Regions from separate parts of the Homo sapiens genome. Here region 2 is linked to region 1. The links are chromatin loops, found by intact Hi-C in ENCODE. Cell type or tissue: PC-3. All regions are shown on one strand. Each heading gives the region's core, and the rest is flanking DNA. Links, peaks and the distances in the headings are about the cores only.

The links. A loop is a pair of places that touch in the nucleus more often than their neighbours do. Peaks named below come from ENCODE experiments on the same cell type or tissue, not always from the same donor. Only the 100,000 strongest peaks of a DNase experiment are listed, where the experiment ranks them.
Region 2: a loop joins it to region 1, with 5 times the contacts of the local background. A loop is called at or near these places in 2 of 110 quality-filtered maps.

Annotation. Positions count from the first base shown.
Region 1 is chr9:91,086,563-91,094,905 of GRCh38, reverse strand. The region is part of intron 5 of LINC02937 (long intergenic non-protein coding RNA 2937); the gene reads left to right. Among named protein-coding and RNA genes, the nearest start is that of LINC00484, 28 kb to the left of the region's middle. In PC-3, for the core only: a CTCF peak has its summit at 5,088; a DNase peak (open chromatin) is centred at 5,065; H3K27ac peaks cover 411 bases.
Region 2 is chr9:91,344,904-91,353,246 of GRCh38, reverse strand. The region is part of intron 3 of AUH (AU RNA binding methylglutaconyl-CoA hydratase); the gene reads left to right. Among named protein-coding and RNA genes, the nearest start is that of AUH, 13 kb to the left of the region's middle. In PC-3, for the core only: no CTCF peak of the experiment used is centred there; a DNase peak (open chromatin) is centred at 4,776; H3K27ac peaks cover 2,820 bases.

The DNA of each region.
Region 1 (8,343 bases), core at 159-8,158:
TCATCTTTTAGTGGTTCCACTTAGGATATGAGTAGTTTATGCACCACAGTTACAGTGGTATAATATTTTGTGTTTTTCTGTGTATCTATTATGACCAGTGAGTTTTGTACCTTCAGGTGATTATTTATTGCTCATTAATGTTCTTTTCTTTCTGATTGAAGTACTCCCTGTAGCATTTCTTGTAGGACAGGTCTGGTGTTGATGAAATCCCTCAGCTTTTGTTTGTCTAGTAATGTCTTTATTTTTCCTTCATGTTTGAAGGATACTTTTTGCTGGATATACTATTATAGGGTAAAAGTTTTTTCCTTCTGCACTTTAAATAATGTCATGGCACTATCTCCTGGCCTGTAAGCTTTCCACTGAAAAGTCTGCTGCCAGGCCTATTGGAGCTCCATTGTATGTTATTTGTTTCTTTCCTCTTGCTGCTTTTAGGGTCCTTTCTTTATCCTTGAATTTTGGGAGTTTGATTATTAAATGCCTTGAGATAGTCTTCTTTGAAATCTGCTTGGTGTTAAATCTGCTTGGTGTTGTTCTACAGCCTTCTTGTACTTGGATATCGATATCTTTCTCTAGATTTGGGAAGTTCTCAGTTATTATCACTTTGAATAAACTTTCTATCCGTATCTCTTTCTCTCTCCTCTGCAAGGCCAATAACCTTAGATTTTCCCTTTTCAGGCTGTTTTCTGGATCCTGTAGGTGCGCTTCATTGTTTGTTATTCTGTTTTTGTTTTGTCTCCTCTGACTGTGTATTTTCAAATGGCCTGTCTTCAAGCTCTCTAGTTCTTTCTTCTGTTTGATCAGTTCTGCTATTAAAGGACTCTGAAGCATTCTTCAGTATGCCAGTTGCATTTTTCAGCTCCCAAATTTCTGTTTGATTCTTTTTAATTGTTTCAATCTCTTTGTTAAATTTATCTGATAGGATTCTGAATTCCTCCTCTGTTATCTTGAATTTCTTTGAGTTTTCCTCAACACAGCTATTTTGAATTCTCTGTCTGAAATATCACATATCTCTGTTTCTCCGGGATTGGTCCTTGGTGCTTTATTTAGTTCATTTAGCGAGGGCATGTTTTCCCGGATAGTGTTGATGCTAGCAGAGGTTCTTCAGTGTCTGGGCATTGAAGAGTTAGGTATTTATTGTAATCTTCACTGTCTGGGTTTATTTGTAGCTGTCCTTCTTGGGAAGGCTTTCCAGATACTTGAAAGGACTTGGGTATTGTGATCTAAGCTGTATCTGTTTTGGCGGATGCTCCAAGCCCAGTAGCACTGTGGTTCTTCCAAACCTGTAGAGGTACTGCCTTTATGGTTTTGGACAATATCCAGGATAATTCTCTGGATTACCAGGTAATCCTTCCCTTAATTTCTTCCAAACACACCATTTCTCTCTGTGTTGGGAGCCACCTGAAGCTGGGGCAGGGAATGACACAAGCATCTCTGTGGCCACCACTACTATGACTGTGCTGGGTCAGATCTGAGGCCAGGAAAGCACTGAGTCTCTCCCAAAGCCTGCTGTAACCACTCCCTGGCTACTGCCTATGTTCGCTCAAGGCCCTGTAGCTCTAAAATCAGCAGGTGGCAAAGCCAGCTAGGCATGTGTCCTTCCCTGTAGGGCAGCGAGGTCCCTCAGGCCCTGAGTGGGTCCAGAGGTGCTGTCTGGGAGTCAGGAAGTAGAGTCAAAAATCTTAGAAGTCTATCTAGTGTTCTGTTGTATTGCGGCCGATCTGGCACTCAAACCACCAGATGCAATCCTTCCCACTCCTCCCTCTTGTATTAGTCTGTTCTCCCACTGCTAATAAAGACATATCTGAGACTGGGTAATTGTTAAAGGAAAGAGTTTTAATGGACTCACAGTTCCACATGGCTGGGTAGGCCTCACAATCATGGTGGAAGGCAAAGGAGAAAAAAATATGTCTTATGTGGTGGGAGGCAAGAGAGCATGTGCAGAGGAATGGCCTTTTTATAAAACCATCAGATCTCATGAGACTTATTCACTATCACCAGCACAGCATGGGAAAAGACCTGCCCCCATGATTCAATGATCTCCCACCGGGTCCCTCCCACGACATGTGGGAATTATGGGAGCTACAATTCAAGATGAGATTTGAATAGGGACACAGCCAAACCATATCACCTCCCCTTTACAAAGTCAGAGGAGCTGTAGCTTGCTTAATGTTCCACAGAGCTGCCAATGACTGGCCAGATAGCTAGGGAGCCCCTCGCCCTACAGCCCCTGCCACTCCAGGCCACAAGAAATACTGCCAGATTGTCTCCAATGTTCCCTTAAGGTCCAAGGGCTCTTAAGTCAGCTTGTGGTGAATGTTGCCTGGCCTGGGACTCACCTTTTAGGGCAGTGGGCTCCCTTCTGGCCCAGGGCAGGTCCAGAAATGCCATCTAAGAGTCAAGGCCTGGAATCAAGGACTCTAAGAGCCTAATTGGTGCTCTACACCCCTGTGGCTGTGCGGTTACCTAAGGTGCAAGAAAGACAAAGTCCCCTTTACTTTTTCTTCTGCTTTTTTCAAGCAGGAGTTTTGCCCTGTAGCCACCACAGTTGGTAATGTGCTGAGTCTCACCTGAAGCCAGCAAATATCAGAGGCTCACCAAGGTGCTCAATGTAGTGCCTGGGTATTATTGCTGGTTATTCAGGGCCCAGGGTCTCTTCAGTTAGCAAGTGATGAATGCTGCCAGGACTTTTTTTTTTCTTCTTCTTCAAGGCAGTGGGCTCCCTTCTGGCCCAGGGTGTGTCTAGAAATGTCGTCTGGGAGCTAGGGCCCGGAACAGGGGCCTCACAACTCTGACTGGTGCCCTATCTTGATGTGGCTGGGATGGTATCCAAGATGCAAGGCAAAGTCCCCCCTACTTTCCCTCTCCTCTCCTCAAGTGGAAGGAAGGGGTCTCTTTTGGAGCCATGAGCTGTGTATCCCGGGGCTAAGGGTTGGGTGATGCTAGTACTCCCTTGGCTGCCCCAGCTGGTATCTCAGTATGTCTCGTCCCCAACATCCCTGTCCACTGTCCCTGGGTCTAGTTCAACACTAGGACCCACCTAAGAGTTGCAGTCCTTATGTCCTAGACTTCCTTTCAAATTTACTTGGAGACACAGAGCACTGTAGCCCTTGGTGGCAGTGGCGAGGTTTGCAGGCACTTAAGTTGGTACCATTCCCCTCTGGCTAGGGCTGGTTTAAACACTCCCTCAATGGGTGGGCATCAGCTGAGTTTGATTGGGTTTTCCTTTCTCCTCTAACAGGATTGCACTGCGTTCAATGTCTCACAATTGCTGTGTTCTCTCTCCCACGGCATCTAGAGACACTCTCTGCACCAGGCCACTGCTGCCCAGAGTAAGGGAGGGGTGGTGTCTGTGATCCAGGACTGTTTCTCTCTTTTTTTTTTCTTTTGAGATGGAATCTCAAGCGATTCTCCTGCCTCAGCCTGCCGAGTAGCTGGGACTACAGGCACGTGCCACCATGCCTGGCCAATTTTTGTATTTTTAGCAGAGATGGAGTTTCATCATTTGGCCAGGCTGGTCTCGAACTCCTGACCTCGTGATCTGCCCACCTCGGCCTCCCAAAGTGCTGGGATTACAGATGTGAGCCACTGCTCCTGGCCTTTTGTTTTGTTTTGTTTTGTTTTTGAGACGAAGTCTCACTCTGTCATCCAGGCTGGAGTGCAGTGGCATGATCTCAGCTCACTGCAACCTTTGCCTCCTGGGCTCAAGTGATTCTCATGCCTCGTCAGGCTCCGGAGCAACTAAAATTACAGGTGTTTGCCACCATGCCCGACTACTTTTTGTATTTTTAGTAGAGATGGGGTTTCGCCATGTTGGCCAGGGTGGTCTCGAACTCCTGACCTCAAGTGTTCTGTCTGCCTCAGCCTCCTAAAGTGCTGGGATTACAGGAGTGAGCCACCGTGACTGGCCCCTCATGGTGAGTTTTGGAACAGTAACCTCAGGATTCACCTGTCTACCTGTGTGCATGGAGGAAGGTGTGTTCAGGGCCAGCCGGCATGGCAGGGCATGTGTTTTTTGACCTCACCTCCTCTCCAGGTGGGAACTGCGGTGTGGTTGGTGTCACTGCTGTGCTGCCTTTTCTGTGTTCGCATGAAAGAGAAGGAAGGAGGAAGAGACAGGAGGTGGCTTACCTGGGCATTCTGCTCAGGGGATGGGGTCACCAGGACTTTTTCAGCAGAACTTCCTCCACCAGTTCCTCTCTCAGTGACAATCCTCACCCTACATGGGGTTTCTGATCTGGGTAGTAAGCCTGCACTCTGCAGCTGCCCAGAGGTCCATCTAAGAACATGCACCTTGTGATCAGCTTCTTGAAGGCCCCAGTGGGGCTTCTAAGTGGCCACCACCTTCTCGATACCCATCAGCTTTCAGTGCCACCCTGTAACTTGCTTGATGTTCTGCAGAGCTGCCAATGACTGGCCAGACAGCTAGGGAGCCCTGCAGAGTACCATGACCCAGGTCACCAGGTCACCCCTCTGTCCTGGCTGATCATCCTTGTGATGGTCATCTAACCTGGCAATAGGTTATATGACCTGGCAACAGGGGTTATAGAAAAAATGCTCCCCACTCAGTTGATGGCATGTTTTATACCCAGTGATGCCTGTGTTTACAAGAGCAGAGTTGATGAATAAGCCTGTGCTGACCTCCATGGGGAGACGGCCGGTTTTTGAGGCTCAGGACACCTTCTATTTGTTGTGGACACCTGGCCCCGCGTGCCTCCCTGCTCTGCATTTTGTAGTAGCAGCCCAGTGTCGGCTGAGACATTAGCCCTTAAAGCATGCCCTCTTTTGGGAAATGAACTGCTAGTTGGCTTGAAGGTAGGAGGCTGGAGCAGCTGCTGATTTAAATGTCATCAAAGTCTCAGGACACTCATGTAGCAGGCTAACATTTATGTAGGAGTAACAACCGGATGGATATAGTCAGGGCAATATCTTCAGGAGGGAATGTGCAGTTTTCTTCTGGTTAAGCTCTAGAATTACTGCCACTTTATTTGTTTAGGAAGCATCAGAAAAAGGGCGACTGAAACATCGTTGGTCATCCTGTGGAGTGAGAGCTTGATGCCACTGCCTGCTGAAGTGCACCCTCTCTTGGCGAAGGCACACTCTGAAGCCAAATGCACTCTCATCTCTTTGAAGAGTCCCCTTCTCTTCTTACTAAATGTGAGCTTGGGAGGACCTCTCCCTCCTGCAGAGTGCTGGAGACAGGTTTCCCAGAAGAGCCATCTTCTTCAGCAACATTTTCTTTTCCTGTGTAATCAGAGCCCTGCAGGAGCTTAATGCAAAGGAGAGAGAATTACACTTTACAGCAGTAGTTCATGCATGGTTTCTGTAGCTGGGGGCTGTGCAGGCCGTTTGCTCCCAAGCTGTAGTATTCTGGGGAAAGGTGTCAAAGTGAGGCTCGTGGGCTTGTGCTGTCAAGGGGCTAAATTGATCAAATCCCTCCAAATACTGATACATTGAAGAGGAGAAATCTTGCCTCTCTGCAAAGCTGGCCCCAAATGTCACTGTCCATTGCTGTGACAGGGGACCTGGTAGATGCAGGGCATCCACTTAGAGGAAGGTGGCACCCCTGAGGTCCTTCAGGGGGACATTTGAATAGGGTGGTCCTGAACTTTGGCAAAAGGACTTAGGTGTGAGCTGAAGTGTGCTGCTGGGAGGACTGTCCTTGCATCTGCAAAGGCCTGTCTACTCTCAGTCGCTGCCTAGCCCTGTCTGCCTCCTGCAACAGCAGGAAGATGCCATGAAAGAGGCATGGTGCCTTCATTCACCCACCTGAGTGAGCTGGGTCTCCCAAGAGTCTCCTCTGTAGGCACATGACTACTTTGAGAGGGCAAAGGGAATTGTCCTGGCTTTAGGGGGATTCAGGACTGAGGGAGGATGATCAGAGAGAGCGATGAAGACATATGGCTTCTCTTGAGGCAGAGCTCATGGGCTGAGAGCTTCAGTAAGAAGAGCAAGAGGCCCTGTAAAGAGATGAGATTACATCACAAAAGGACATGATGAGAACGAACGCATGAATTCTGATTTCCAAGACATTGGCAGATAAATAAAAAAGAGAATCACCTTTATTGAAACTAGAATTTCTGGTTTGAAAGATGGAACAGTACAAGCCTCTCATAAAACAGAGCCAAGACAGCAAGTCAGTGGGAAATTCTGAGCAAGAAGATGAGAGATGCCAGGACCAGAATGCCAGACAAAGATATCAGGAATCTGGTATGGAGAAGGGAACAGATGGACAAGCAATAATTAAGGCACCAGCACAAGAAGACCACCCCGTGGGGGAGAAAGACTTGACTTCTCACTCTGAGAAGTCTCACTGAGACTAGAAGACTCAACATGAAAAAATGTTGATTGTCCCCAAACTGATCTATAGATTGAATTGTAATTCCAATCAAAATGCTGATAGGATTGTTTGTAGATATGAACAAGCTTCTTCTAAAACGTATGTGGAAAAACAAAGGAACCAGAATAGCTAAAACTGTTTTGAAAACAAATAAAGATGGAGGAATCACACTACTCAATTTTAAGATATTATTTAGCCCTAATAATTAAGACAGTGGAACATTGGAAAAGGGGCAGACATACCAATGGAACAGAAGTCAGAAAGTCCAGAAGACCCACAAATAAGATTGATTGACTTTTTACCTACCTCATGTCAGGCTTAGTTTGCAAAATGTCCCAATAGGGATTCAGGGCTTCTATTGTCACCAACTGGAGAGGAAAGCAGCTTAAAATCTTAGACATGCATGTCCAACATGTATTATATGGTAAGAAAACTAAAAACTGTATGATACCCCTAAATAGAAGAAATATTAAAAATACGGATATTGGACCTTCAAACAAACAAATGGATCATGGGAATTCAGTATTTCTCTCTCTCTCTCTCTCTCTCTCTCTCTCACACACACACACACACACACACACACACACACACACATTTATATGTTACATATTTTACCAATCAAGACCCAATACATGGCTGAACATGTTAGCTGGCACCTATAATCCCAGTGTTTTAGGAGGCTGAAGTGGGAGGATTGCTTGAGCCCAGGAGTTCAAGACTGGCCTGGGCAACATAGTAAGATCTTGTCTCTACTAAAACAAAACAGAACAAAACAAAACAAAACAAAACAACTGATAACACGGAGATACTATGCTAGTCCATATTTATGAGTAGCAATTTCAGTAACCTCTGTAAGTAAACAAGAATGGCCCAAATGATGCCTATTAATATTGAAGATAAAACCTGTCAGTTCCATGGCATTGCAGCCAGTCTCCAAGATGGCACCAGATCATTACAACTTCCTGGTATTCACTCCCTTGTGAAGTGTTCTCCCACACTGCAGCATGCCTGGACTGTGTATGTAACAGAGTGTGGCAATTATAAAAGGCATTACAGTTTCCAGCCTGGTCTCTCTCCTGGGTCACTTGCTCTTGTCAAAGCCACTGCCATGTTGTGAGGACACTCAAGCTGCCCTGTGCAGAGGTTCTCATGGTGAGGAGCTGAGGCCTCTTGCCAACAGCCAGCATCAACTGGTTAGCTATGACACTGTTTCATCTTGGAAGCAGATTGTTCACTTCCAGTCAAGCTTTCAGATAACTGCAGCCTGACTAACTCAACTCTCTTTTTCTCTCTTAAACAAGTTTACTGAGATATAATTTACTTATCATTAAATTCACTGATTTCAAATGCATAATTTTACACTTCCAGTACATTTACAGAGTTGCACAACTATCACCACTATCTAATTTTAGAATATTTTCATCATGCCCTAAAGAAACTCCCTACTCATTGCAGTCATTCTCTCTCCCTACCTTCCTTATCAGGCAAGGCAGAATTGTCTTTTCTGAAAACTTAATATGAGTGGAATCATACAGTCTGTATGCATTTGAGAAAGGAAAAAATAAACCAAAGTGTTTTTCCTACTCTCATACATTCAATACAACACAGAACTCTTCTAAGGCCAGAGGTATGGTAGGTTTTTCCTCACAGAGCTAGCAATTCTCCTGCAGACACAGCTGGGCATCCTATAATTCAATTCTGATATGAACTGCCTGGAGATAGCATCAGATCCCACAGATCTGGTGGCTCAGACCCACAAGACTGCCCCTCTTCAGACACCAATCACAGGTAGTAGGTTGTCACCTATATATATGGCTGATTGGCTATAAATTGGAGTTCCCATGACCCTCTCTTTGGGTTTGATTAATTGGTGAGGATGAGTCACAGAAACACTAACTTGTGTTTACTCATTTATTATAAAGAATTTACTCATTTATTATAAAGAATATTACAAAGAATATATATGAACGGCTAGATAAAGAGATGCACAGGTATATTAGTTAGGG
Region 2 (8,343 bases), core at 301-8,300, 260 kb before region 1:
GGCGTGGTAGTAGGTGCCTGTAATCCCAGCTACTCAGGAGGCCGAGGCAGGATAATTGCTTGAACCTGGGAGGCAGAGGTTGCAGTGAGCCGAGATGACGCCACCTCATTCCAGCCCGGGTGACAGTGTGAGACTCCGGCTCAAAAAAAAAAGAAACCTCAAAAACACAGTGTACCGTTTATTGATTATCCTTTTAGCCTCTTCTCCATCCCTTGAAAGTCATCATTTTCCCTCTTCTTTTTCTTCTCCCACAAAGGTTTCTCTGTATATATTAATACTGTATTCCAGTGATACCTTGCTCATTTCTAAATATTTAAAGCTTAGCAAATGGTCTTGCCTCAAATTTCTTGAGCATAGGAACTCCTCTTATTCTTTGAGAATCATCTTTTACATTCTCAGAACACAGCAAACAACAGGGACTCAGCATTTATTTGCTGGAATTAATCAGCCTTTAAACTGTGCTTTAATTCACTGATTTTTTTCAGGAATGGTTGGGATATAATAAGCAGCTTCTCTGAATTGTCTCATACCACTCTCCTATTTACTGATAGTAAATTTGGCTACATCTTTTTTCTAAAATGCTAGGAAAACAGATAAACATTAAAGAGATTCCTACATTGCATTGGAGGTTGGGCCAAGTGATTTCTGACTTCTCAGAAATCTATTATTTAGCATTATTAAGTACTTCACTTACATTTTAAGTTTTTTAATCAATTTTTAGTTTAAAAAAGTAGCATGGTAGGTCAAAATGTATGAAAATGTATACAGAGAGAACTCTCTCTAACCCTACTTCCTCTACTTTATTCATCCCCTAATATAAATAATTATTATTTTTGTCCTAGTATTTTACTTTATTTTATATATATGTATATATATACACAAATACAGTCATGTGCTCCATAACAACATTTTGGTTAACAGTAGCCTGCATTATACAATGCTGGTCCCATAAGATTATTTGTTTTTATTTTTTTGAGACGGGGTCTCCCTGTCACCCATGCAGGAGTGCAATGGTGTGATCTTGTCTCACTGCAACTTCCGCCTCCAGTGTTCAAGCGATTCTCGTGCCTCAGTCTCCTGAGTAGCTGGGATACAGGTGTGTGCCACCATGCCCAGCTAAATTTTGTAATTTTAGTAGAGATGGGGTTTTTACCATGTTGCCCAGGCTGGTCTTGAACTCCTGACCTCAGGTGATCCACCTGCCTAGGCCTCCCAAAGTGCTGAGATTACATGGGTGAGCCACTGTGCCCAGCCTCATAAGATTATAATACTGTATTTTTACTGTACGTTTTCTGTTTAGGTACATATAAATACTTAGCATTGTGTTACAGTTACCTACAGCATTCAATACAGTCACTGTACAGGTTTGTAGCCTAAGAGAAATATGTTATACCATATATCCTATTTATGTAGGGGATGGTTTCAGGGTGAAACTGTTCCATCTCAGATCATCAGGCCACCTTGGCCTGATTCTCATAAGGAGCGTGCAACCTAGATCCCTCGCATGCGTAGTTCACGGTAGGGTTTGTGCTCCTATGAGAATCTAATGCGGCTGCTGATCTGACAGGAGGCAGAGCTCAAGCAGTAATGCTCCCTTGCCTGTGCTCACCTCCTGCTGTGTCACCGGTTCCTAACAGGCCACAGACCAGTACCATTCATCAACTCGGGTTGGGGACCCCTGGCCTATACCATCTAGGTTTGTGTATATATACTCAATGATGTTTATACAAGGATGAAATTTTCTAAGGACTCTACCAGGATGTTCTCTTTAAGTGACTTATTATATACCGATGCGCTCATTAGAATGTTAAGTAGATATTTAAAGTCATACATATAAAGACATATAAATACGATACTTATAAAGTGATATACATGGAGTGTGGAAAATAACCTGTTACAAGCATAGAGAGAGTTGTATATAAAATGTTATGGCCATTATTACTGTAGCTGTGTAAACTATGTCTGTGCCAATAAGTTCATGGGCCAGGTGGCTCACACCTGTAGTCCCAGCACTTTGGGAGGCCGAGGTAGGCAGTTGGCTTGAGCCTAGGAGTTCAAGACCAGCCTGGGCAACATGGCAAAACCCTGTCTCTCCAAAAATATACTAAAATTAGCCAGGCATGGTGGTGCGTGCCTGTAGTCCTAGCTACTCAGGAGGCTTAGGTGGGAGAGTCGCATGAGCTTGGAAGATCAAAGCTGCGAGCCGTGATTGTGCCACTGCATTTCAGCCTGGGTGACAGAGCGAGACCCTGTTTGAAAAAATGAAAAAAAAAAGATCATGGATTAAAGGTGATATTTTTTCTGTCTTCAAACTTTCTGAAATAACTTCGTTATATTAACAAATTATATTAAGCAAATATATGCAAAGTAAATAATTTTGAAAAATACAAAGTATATTAGTGTATTTTTCTTTTTTTGGAAACTAAAATTGGGATATTAACTGAGTTCCTAAATTGTTGTTACAACTTTCTTTTTGTTTTTTTTTTTTGAGATGAAATCATGTTCTGTCACCCAGGTTGGAGTGCAGTGGTATGATCTCTGCTTACTGCAACCTCTGACTTTCAGGTTCAGGTGATTCTCCTGCCTCAGCCTCCCGAGTAGCTGGGATTACAGGCACCTGCTGCAATGCCCAGCTAATTTTTGTATTTTGAGTAGAGACGGGGTTTCACCATGTTGGCCAGGCTGGTTTTGAACTCCTGACCTCAAGTGATCCACCTGCCTCGGCCTCCCAAAGTGCTGGGATTACAGGCGCGAGCCACTGTGCCCGACCCATTACAACATTTGAGAAGATAAATTTTAGACTAAAAGAGTTCCTATAGAATAATTCAGACCCTTTAATTTTATAGAATCCCTGTGAAGTGAAAGACCTGGTTAAAGGTGGTGGCTTAGCTGAAACTACTTCTCTTGACAGTTAGGACAGAGTTTTCTCTTAGACTGTGGTTTCTAATCTAGAACCTAGAAGGAATATGAGGTGTCTCTTTAAAGTTCTTAAAATTTTATACACTTAGACATTTTAGTGGCCCTACATTGAGAAGGTGTGTAATGTCAAAATGTCATTGTTACAGTAATGTATTAAAATGGATGTTTCTATTAACCACAGTAATATGTAAATACAGATAAAAATATGTCATAGTTGTCACAGATACAGACAGTGTTTCCCATACATAATGTGTTTTCACATGGTGTGCTATACCCCAAATTTTAATATATTGTTGATCGTGACATTCTGGAAAAGTCTTTCTGGTTGGCCGGCTACATTGGATGTAAATGTGTGATCACAGTCATACCCTTCAGGTTGGGAATCACTGTTGTGTATTCTTTCTTGTAGATTAGAACACCACTTCTGGGTTCATGGCTTGCCTGTACTTCTCTTAGAATACTAAGAAAAATAATTTTGTTAGTCAAAGCTTCTTGTGAAGCATTGGCTACATGGATTATGTGAGATTGGACTGAATGTGTGCTGCCTCCTTACATATTCTAAAAACTGTTTAATCACTTTTAGTTTACCTTCTCTCTCTCTCCCTCTCCCTCTCTCTTCTCTCTGTGTGTGTGTGTGTGTGTGTGTGTCTGTCTCTCTGCCTTACATACACACACCCACACACACATACACACACACACAAGTCAAAACAATTCTGCTATTTCAAAATGTTTATGTAGTTAAAATTTTAATATTTGCCAATCACAAAATTCTAAAGAAGTCTGATTGGGCTGCTGCGTTGGATGTAAATGTGAAATCACCGTCATCTGTTTATTTTTGTTCTTTTACTTTTCTAATTCAAAGTAACAAAGTGCACATGCATTGTTTTTACCAGAACATTTTTGAAATGAAATTTTGTGAGAAATTACTGAGAATGAGGATTTTTTCTTTTGAAATTTCCTAAGATATATGATAAACAATTCTTGGTAATTGATTGCTATATGTAGAACCCTAAATTGTTTCACTGAATTACACCAGTGTGGGTTTTATAAAAAAGTAAAGGTAGTTTTGCTTCTGCTTTTGAATTCTAGTAAATTATGTTATGACTAAAGAGTGACTTGTCACTAAAATTGTCAACATGCATTATTGAATGTTGTGTGCTGTTCATATGGATAAAAATGTCATGATCTGGATAGATGTGTGGGCACGTTGGACTATGAAGTAACCTGGCCGTTGTTGTTTCAGAATCTTAGATTGTCATATTTATGTATTTAACTGTTAGTCCTTCAGAGAGTTTGATAAGTAACGTGAAGGGATAGATACCACAAATTTGTAGTAGTTTAACAAGTTTGTATTAGTTTAGCTATATAGGGTTTTGTTTTTTTGTTGTTGTCATATATTGTTTGTTGGAATAAAAAATGTTTTATTTAGGTATGAATTACTTGGAATAAAGTTTACCAATTTAAAATGTATAATTGATGAATTTTGACAGGTATTTAAACCATGATCAGAATCATGATACAGAACATATTCGTTACTTAAAAAGTTTTCTTGTGTCCATTTGCAGTCAAGCCCCTTCCCTTGCCCTGATCTCTGAAAGTACTAATCTCCTTGCTGCTCCTAGTTTAGCATCTTCTGTAATTTTAAAATAAATTGACTCATACTATGGGTAGTCTTTTGTGTCTGACCTCTTTCATTTAACATAATGGTTTGAGCTTCATCCATATTCATGTTTCACTAGTTTCATTTTATTGGCATGTATTTTATTTTATTGCTGAGAATAGTATTTATTGTATGACTGTTTCACGGTTTGTTTATTCATTAGGTGATGGTCATTTGGGTTTTTCCATCGTTTGGCTTTTATGCATCACTTCTGTGACCATTCACACACACCTTTTTGGCAATGCATAATTTTATTTCTCTCAGGTAAATAGTCAGAAGTAGAATTACTGGTTTTATCCTGTGTGTTTAGTTTTGTAAGAAACTGCCAACTGTTTTCGGTATCATTTTGCATTCCCACTAGCAACGGATGAGAGTTTCAGGCGTTCCACATGCTTACCAACACTTGATAATATGAGGTTTAAAAATTGTAGGCATCCTAATGGATACAAAGTCATATTTCATTGTAGTTTTAGTTTACATTTCATATGTGTCACCTGTATATCTGTTTTGATGACTTGTTTATTTGAATTTTTTCCCAATGTTTTTCTTAGAATCTCATCTCATTGAGTTGTAAGGTTTTTTTTTTGTTTTTTTTTATATTCTTGATACAAGACTTTTATCTGTTATACTTGGTAAGTTTTCTTCCACTAAATGGCCTGTCATTTTTCTGCCTTATAATTTGTTTTGAAGAACAAAAGTTTTTTATGTGAAGACTGATTTTTTAAAAATTTACATATTGTTTCTTTTTTTTATTATACTTTAAGTTCTAGGGTACGTGTGCACAATGTGCAGGTTTGTTACGTATGTATACATGTATGAAGACTGATTTATCATTTTTTTTTCCTTTTATGGTTTGTACCTTTTTGTGAATTTTAGAAATTTTGTTTTACCCCACAGTCAGAAAGATTTTCTCCTGTTTTCTAATACTTTTGTAGTTTTTATATCTTATATTTAGGACTCTGAAGTATTCTGAGTTAATTTTTATATATGTTGTGAAAGAGAATAAAAAATATATTTGGTCTTTGCCCTTGTTCTTGGTACAGAGCTCTTAAAACCCTGGGAGTTTCCTGAATGGTCCAAGTGCTTTTTGTTGTGTAATGAGATGACCCTAGATAGCTTCAGGATGGGGGGGCAGCTTGTCAGAAAAAGCAGCCATGGGTTAGAGGATTAGAACTTTTAGCACCCTCTCCCCCCAGAGGGGAAAGGGGCCAGAGATTCAGCTCAGTTACCAGTGGCCAGTGATTTAGTCATTCATGTCTCCCTATGGAGGTAATGAAACCTCCATAAAGACCCTTAAACAGCGGGGTTCAGAGCCAGGCACGGTGGCTCATGCCTGTAATTCTGCCACTTTGGGAGGCTGAGGCAGGTGGATGGCTTGAGTTTGAGACCAGCCTGGGTAACATGGCAAAACCCCATCTCTACCAAAACAAACAAACAAACAAACAAACAAACAAAAAACCCTCTTAACTGGGTGTGGTGGCACATTCCTGTAATCCCAGCTACTTGAGGGGGCTGAGGTGCAAGGATTGCTTGAGCCTGAGATATTGAGGCTGCAGTGAGCTGTGATTGTGCCACTGTGCTCCAGCGTGGGTGACAAAGTGAGACCCTGTCTCAAAAAAACAAAACAAAAAATGGGGCTCAGGGAGCTTCTAGGTTGGTGAACACATTGATTTTCTAGGAGGTTGGCACTCCTAAAGAGGGCATGGAAGCTCTGTACTCCCTCTTCCCATACCTTGCCCTATGCATCTGTTCCATTGGTCTGTTCCTGAGTTGCATATAGTAAATAAAGTGTTTTTTTTTTTTTTTTAAATTCTGAGTCATTCTAGTGAATTAAGTAACCTGAGGAGTTTAGGGGAATCCCCAAATCTATAGCTGGTTGTTTCAGACATATGGGTTGCCCCTGGGACTTGTGAGTTGCATCTGAAGTGAGGGCAGCCTTGTGGGACCCCTTAACTTGTGGGATCCCACTAATTTTGGATGGTGGCAGAATTTAACTGAATTGTTGGATACCCGCTTGATGTTGAAGAATTGGTGTGGAAACCCTCAGACATTTGGTGTCAGAAGTGGTGTTAGAAAAAAAGACGTCATAATTGGTCTCAGGAATGGGATTTGCTAGAGCATCTCACGAAACTCAGGAAAGTGCTTTATTTACTATTACCAGTTTATTATAAAAGAGAAAACTGAGGAACAGTCAAGTGGAGGAGGTACTTAGAGCAAAGTTAGGGTGGAGGGTTGCAGAGCTTCCATACCCTCTCCAGGTGTGCCACTTACCCAGCACATCCATGTGTTCACTAACCTGGGAGCTCCCTAAGCCCTGTTTCAGGGATTTTTTATGGAGGCCTCTTTACATAATGATTGATTACATCATTAGCCATTGGCGACTGAGCTCAATCTCCAGCTCCTCTCACTCCCTGAAGGTGTGGGTAGGGCACTGAAAGTTCTAACCCTCTGATCATGGCTTGATATTTCTGGTGACCAGCGCCTGTCCTGGAGCTATCTAGGGGCCCTCTAAGAGTCAGTTCATTAGCATAAACTCAGGTTTGGTTGAGAAGGGCATGTTAGGAATAACAAAAGACACTCTGTCACTCAGGAAATTCTGAGGGTTTTAGGAGCTTTGGGCCAGGAACCTGGAATAAAAACGACGAAGTATTTTTTTTATACACAGGTGGCTTTTTTTGGGGTTTTTGTTTTGTTGCATTTTCAATTCTCCCAGCACCATTTGTCAGACCAACTTTTCCCCCATTACATTATTTTGGGACCTGTCTAAAATATCAGTTGACAGTATATGTGTGAGTTATGTCAGGGTTCTCTGGGTACTTTTTTTTTTTTTTTTTTGCGATGGAGTCTCACTCTGTCACCCAGGCTGGAGTGCAGTGGCGTGATCTTGGCTCACTGCAAGCTCCACCTCTTGGGTTCACACCATTCTCCTGCCTCAGCCTCCCGAGTAGCTGGGACTACAGGGGCTCGCCACCACGCCCGGCTAATTTTTTGTATTTTTAGTAGAGACGGGGTTTCACCGTATTAGCCAGGATGGTCTCGATCTCCTGATCTCGTGATCCACCTGCCTCGGCCTCCCAAAGTGCTGGGATTACAGGCGTGAGCCACCACGCCTGGCCTTCTCTGGGTATTTTTAATGCCAATACCGCACTGTCTGTTACCATGTTCAGGTCTTAGACATGTTTGGTTAAATTTATTTCTAAGTTTTTCATATATTTTGATGTTACTGTAAGTGGCATTTCTTCTTAATTTTACTCCCAATTTTTTATTACTAGTATATTGCTAGTATATTGATTTTTGTATATTGTCTTTGTATCCTGCAACCTTGTTAAATGCACTTTTTACTTCTAGGACTCTTTTTTGTAGATACTCTGGGGTTTTCTACAAAGGTAGTCAAGTCATTTGTGAATAAAGATAGTTTTACTTCTTCCTTTCCTATCTGTTCACCTTTTATTTTTTTTTATATATCCATTACATTTTCATTATAGAGTTGACTAAAAGCAGTGTGAGTGTTCGTCTTTGTCTTTTCTCAATCTTATGGGGAAGGCATCCAGTCTTTTACTACTAAGTATGATGTTAGCTGTAGTTTTTTCACAGATGCAGTTCATCAGGGTGAAAAGTTTCTTTTTATTTGTAGTTTGCTGAGGCATTTTTTTTTTTTCATGAACATGTATTGAATTTTGTCAAATCTCTTTTTGGCATCTATTAAGATTCTCATATTATTTTTCAGCCTGTCAATATGGTGAATGATTGATTGATTATCAATT